Regions from separate parts of the Homo sapiens genome. Here region 1 is linked to region 2. The links are chromatin contacts, found by Hi-C in ENCODE. All regions are on one chromosome and are shown on one strand. Each heading gives the region's core, a stretch centred on a gene start or an enhancer-like site at or near the end of the contact. The rest is flanking DNA. Distances are from core to core; before and after follow the strand shown.

What was found. Hi-C counts contacts between places; a loop is a spot of excess contacts on that map.
Region 1: a map of K562 shows a loop between it and region 2 (2.5-fold over the local background). The contact joins two enhancer-like sites. A Hi-C loop is called at or near these places in 3 of 168 maps with a recorded cell type or tissue (K562, ovary and transverse colon).

Annotation. Positions count from the first base shown.
Region 1 is chr14:96,444,421-96,447,339 of GRCh38, reverse strand. It overlaps AK7 (adenylate kinase 7), which reads right to left. Exons shown (of 18, transcript NM_152327.5): 8 at 733-823. Among named protein-coding and RNA genes, the nearest start is that of AK7, 54 kb to the right of the region's middle. Within about 2 kb of position 1,344, at least 2 of the 41 ENCODE cell types and tissues checked have a DNase peak (open chromatin) inside an H3K27ac peak, as active enhancers do.
Region 2 is chr14:96,103,252-96,106,167 of GRCh38, reverse strand. No RefSeq gene overlaps it. Among named protein-coding and RNA genes, the nearest start is that of C14orf132, 65 kb to the right of the region's middle. Within about 2 kb of position 1,412, at least 10 of the 41 ENCODE cell types and tissues checked have a DNase peak (open chromatin) inside an H3K27ac peak, as active enhancers do.

The DNA of each region.
Region 1 (2,919 bases), core at 95-2,594, 340 kb before region 2:
CTGTATCAAAAAAATAAGTAAATAAACAAATAAATAATATTAAAAATAGAACTCCTGGAATTGGCCAGTAGGTTGGTGAACCTGATCATATCAATACTTTGGGGCAAGTGCCTATTGGCGGATTTTCGTATTCTGGTGTGTCATCTGCGTGTGTGTCTGGGGTGCAATGATCGCCATCTTCTTAACCTGAGCCCTACAGCAGTCTTTCTTATTTCCCTCTGTACATATAAAAGAGAAAGGCTATTTTGGTAGTAACCTCAAAGTATATACTGCAAATGCAGATAGTGAGTTTGGGTTTTACGGATATTCTTCTTAGGAGTCCCAGTTTTGTTAGCACAACTGATTGGGGGCAAAACTTTTTAATTTATTTTTATTTTAATTTTTTATTTTTTATTTTTTGGAGATGGAGTCTTGTTCAGCCGCCCAGGCTGGAGTGCAGTGGCACAATCTTGGCTCACTGCAACCACCGTCTCCTGGGTTCAAGCGATTCTCCTGTCTCAGCCTCCCGAGTAGCTGAGATTACAGGCACCCGCCATTATGCCCGGCTAATTTTTGTATTTTAGTAGAGATGGGGTTTCATCATGTTGGTCAGGCTGGTCTTGAGCTCCTGACCTCAGGTGATCCACCCGCCTCGGACTCCCAAAATGCTAGGATTACAGGCATGAGCCACCGCGCCCAGCCAGCAAAACTATTTACGATATGTCATCAAAGTATGGGATGAAACCACTGTACCTTGACTATGTCTTCCAGGGTATGAACAGACTCATCCACAGCAACCAGGTAGTGAGGCTTTGGCACGTGATCTATGACGTTTTGTATCACTCTGCAGACCCACAGGTAAAATAATCATCAAAGGGAAAAAGCGAAAGAGATGCAGTAAACTAGAATTCACTGACCACCACCCCCATGGCTGGGCGTGGGGTTTGGTGCTTTGATAAGTTATCTCCATTTTCAATACGGTCAGGGTTGGGATGGTTATCTGCATTCTCCACATGAGGAAGATGCTAAAGGGTTCGGTGACATTTCTCAGGCTGAAGAGCTATTGCGAAAGTGGAAGAGCCAGCTTTTGAGGTCAGATGCATCTGGTTCTGGACCTGTCTTCTTTCTAGCATACTGCCCTGTCTCCCAACAAGGGGAACTGCCCCCAGCAGGACCGGCCCCCAGCAGGACCCCAGTTTATGAAGCCCTCCCCATCTAGGGGCTCGTGTGAGCCTCACAACAATGCTTTAGGGAGGTATTTTACAAAGTAAGACACAGATTTAGACAAGCTGTGGCTCTTTAAGGAAGTCACGCAGCAACAGTGCCTGAGCCTGCTTTCCTATCCCAGTTGCCAAGGTTTCCGAGCGCTTGCTTCTGTGCTGAGGGTGGCACAGGTGTGATCCCACTAAATTTTCACAGCCCTAGCATGTAGGTGCTGCTCCTATCCCCGTAAGTAACTTCCCTAAATTCACACAGCTAGTGAGAAGCAGAGCAGGGATTGGAACAAAAATTAAATTCCAGAGAGAAACAACAGTGAATAGATGTCTATCACAATGGCTTGTCAATTCTACCTCCATCTTAGCTTCCTTTCAATAAAATGAAAATAAATCGAATGCACGCTTCCAAATGTGCAGTTCACATTTATTTTGTATTCATTTCTTTTTTTCTATATTTATTTATTTATTCACTCATTTATTTATTTATTTTGAGTCTCGCTCTGTTGCCCAGGCTGGCAGGCAGTGGTGTTATCACGGTTCACTGCAGCCTCAAACTCCCAGGGTCAAGTGATCCTCCCGCCTCCACCTCCCGGGTAGCTGGGACTGCAGGCATGAGCCACCAAACCCGACTAATTTTTGTATTTTTTGTAGAGACAGGGTTTCACTATGTTGTCCAGCCTGGTCCCGAACTCCTCGGCTCAGGCGAACCTCCCACCTTGGCCTCCCACAGTGTTGGGATTACAGGCATGAGCCACTGCACCTAGCCTATTTTCTACCCATTTCTCAGAACATTTCAGCTTTTTGCTTTTTCCTCTGTTAAATATTTGACAATCTTCAAAGAAACCTCTGGGGAAAAAATGCTACTTAAAAGGGTCTGTCAAAAGACAAAATTATAACAAATCTAGTTAAAGATTTCAATGGACTTTATTTGTGATTCTAGAATCAGGCAACATTTCATTCCATAAAATAGAACAAGTGTGTCAGTGAAATGAGCAGAGGCGGGTAGTTTGATAGGCAGAAAGGGCTGCAGAAAGCAGAAACAAAGAACAAAAAGCACATTGGTCATTTCAAAGTTAGTTTCCTTGTAAGGCAGGGACAAGGAGAACAACATAAAGATAACTAATGGGGCTGGGCGTGGTGGCTCACGCCTGTAATCCCAGCACTTTGGAAGGCTGAGGCGGATGGATCACCTGAGATCAGGAGTTCGAGACCAGCCTGACCAACATGGTGAAACCCTGTCTCTACTAAAAATACAAAAAATAGCCAGGCGTGGTGGCCGGCGCCTGTAGTCCCAGCTACTTGGGAGGCTGAGGCAGGAGAATCGCTTGAACCCAGGAGGCGGAGGTTGCAGTGAGCCAAGGTTGTGGCACCGCACTCCAGCCTGGGTGACAGAGCGAGACTCCATCTCAAAAGGAAAAAAAAAAAAAGGAAAGATAACCGATAGGTTAGTACCAGGTTACTTTAGGCTACTTTTTGCCATAAGGATTAAAACACAGAGAGCTTTATTATCATGCCTATTGAAGACTGAAACTGGCTTGTTTGGGAAATTAGCTGTTGTTGCTCTCTTTGGCTTTCTCGAAAGGTCAGGTAACAGCTTAGTTTCAGTTTGGTGACTGGAACTTTGGCATGGGTGACTCCATTTTGATTTTCAGTCTGGTCTGTTGGGGCCTAGTACAAGAACTTACTCCAAAACAATGGCCTCCTATAACTTGTTTTTAACAGG
Region 2 (2,916 bases), core at 163-2,662:
GTCCTGGTGGCCCCGCCTAGAGCTCCAGGGAGGACTACCCCGCACATGGCCCTGGCATCTCACAGGAGGATGGGAAGAGGAACTTTGAAGGCCATGGTCATTGCCATGGACACGAAGCTTACTCTGCTTGCACAGAGTAAGCGGGGGGGCGGGGGGATAGGCTTCAGTAATTTGGGGGAGGGGTGTCTGAGGTGGGGGCAGCTCCCTTTTGGAGGATCAAAGTGCATGCGCTCCAGCCTCCTCCTCTGTGCTCCAGAGCCTTGCCCAGGTCTCAGAGGGGAGGGCGGGTTTCTCAGCTGCTCTGGTTTATATCCACACACAGATGGGGCCTTGTGTGAAGTCTCAGTACAGACGGTTTCTGGGGCAAGGCTCTGTCTAAGAGATCTGAAAAACGGGAGCCTGAAGTCCCAGGAGCTCCCGGTGCGTCCCCGCTGCTCGTTGCTCTCCAGCCCATTAGACTCACCTACCAGCCAGATCAGGCCATTCCTCACCGCACAGCTAAATGCCAAGCAGCCTGTCTTCTGCCTGGAGCGCATTTTCTGTAACATCAGTCACATTGTGGGCTAGGAGTCCGAAGGACACAGGTGACTTGGGGATTCTCCTCCTGCCTTTCTTTCTTTCTTCCTTCCTCCCCTCCATCCTCCAAACATGATATTTTGAGGTGCAGTGATAAGCCAGGCAGTGTGGCAGGCACTGAGGATTTCAGGGACCTGAGTCAAGTAGAAGGGTCCCTGCCCTCCTGGAGCTTACGATCTAGTTGGGGACAAATATGTAGCTGGAAGGTAGTGAAGGCCTATGAGAAAGACACAGGAGCAGTGACCCCAACAAAGTGGGTTGGTCCGGGCCCCAGGGCAGGGCGAGCCATGGCAAACCAGAGGAAGAAGATGCTGGGTGGGGGGTCAGCATGGGGCGGGCCCTGAGACCAGGCAGAATCTAAAGAGAACAAGGCCGTCCTGTACTGGGGAGCAGGATCAAGTACCATGGGGCAGGCTCTCTCCACACTGACAGCTGAGTAGGGTGACCAACCCTCTCAGATTGCCCAGGACCTAAGGGCTTCCCTGGACACGGGGCTTTCAGTGCTAAAACCAGGAAAGTCCTGGGCAAACAGGGATGAGTTGGTCACCCTGGGGCTGGGTCACTGGGCGAAGCCTCCCAGAGGAGAGACGAGCTGTAGCTGGGCCCGGAATGTGGTGCGGGCTGAAGCAGCCCAGGGAAAGGCTGTGGGCGGGGTGACTGCATCCCTGCCTGGTTTATTACTGCAGGGAATGATCTGGCCAGCTGGCCACCCACTACCAGCCCGAGATGAACTTTTGCTTTCACCGCTGGCTGCACTCGAAACCAATGACGCAAGCCGAGGCATGTAAATAATGACTTCACGGCCACCTGGCCTGCCTCCCGTGGTTGGGCAAGTCTGGAAGGGGCCGAGGATGCAATGACTGTAATCTCCACCATATGGTCTCCTTCCCTTCCTCACGTGGTCAGAGGTCACTCCTCGTTTCCCCCAGGAGGTTCCTGGGGCCGGAAAGAGGCAGGAGGTGGATAGGGGCAGAGGTTCGGAAGCCCCAGTATTGACCGAGTGGCAGTGGCTCCCACTTACTGAGCTCCAAGCTGTGCCCCAGGGACCGGATGCTTAGAGGCCTCATCTCAGTTCATCCCTACAGTGATCCTCTAGGGGAGGTGCTTGTGGTAGAGTTTCCTACATCTGCTGTCACCAATGACTGCAAATTTAGTGCTTAAAACAACATCAATTTAGTACCTTATAGTTCTGATACTAGAAGTCCAAAATTAGTCTCACTAGGCTAAAGTCAAGGTGTTGGTGGGGCTGGGTCTTTCTGGAGGCTCCAGGGGAAAATCTGTTTCCTTGCCTTTTCTGGCTTGGAAAGGCAGCCTACACCCCCGGGCTTGTGGCCCCTTCCTTGCGTTACTCCAACCTCTGGCTTCCTTTGTCACATTCTGAGAGCTCACTCTGACCCCCTGCTCCCTCTCATGGGGACCCTTGTGATGACATTGGGCCCACCTGGATAATGCAGGATGGTCTCCCATCTCAAGATCCTGACTTAGTCACATCTTCAGAGTCCCTTTTGCCATCTAAGGAAACATATTCATGGGTTCAAGGGGTATCTTTGGAGGGCCTTCATCAGCCTAGCACAGTGCTACTCTTGCTCCCATTTTACTGATGAGGAAACTGAGGCTCAGATAATGTGTGTCTCTTGCCCAAGGTCAGAGCCAGGATGGATATCCAGCCCAGCCCCTGGAGGGCAACCACATTAGCTCATATGCCTCATGGGTTCTTTTATGAAAACTAAGAGGAGGTGTTTGTCCTCTGGGCACAGGTGGCCCACACTGGGTACACAGCTTGGTGAGTGGCACAATCTGCACGTCAGCCCCTGGATGCCCCTGGGCCAGATGCCTCTGTGTAGTGACAACCTGTCACTGTGCAGCCATATGTGGCTTCCAAGGCTGCTTCCGTCTGTCTCTGTTAACCCAAGGGCTAATGATAAGTGACCTACTTGGGGTAAAGATGGGATGATAGGACAAATGATTGTGGGGCTGCCTTCTCTGTGCCAGCTGTGTACCGAACTGCTTCCTCCTAAGCTCCGTAGGGGCAGCTGCCCCCAAAGATGACAAAAGGGAAGGTGAAGAAGTGAGACTTTCCTGCTGGACTAGCCAGGTGACCTTGCCTGGTCTTTAGGAAGGGCTAATTCTCAGAATTACCTTCTCTGGTGAGGTTGGCAAACGTTTTCTATAGAGGGCCAGACAGTAATTATTTTTTACTTTGCTGGCTATATGGCCTCTGTTGCAACGACTCAGCTCCTATTGCAGTACTTAAACAGCTATGGACAAGGACTAAACTCATGGGTGTAGCTGTGTTTCCAATAAAACTTTATTTATAAAAACAGGCAGTGGGCCAGACTT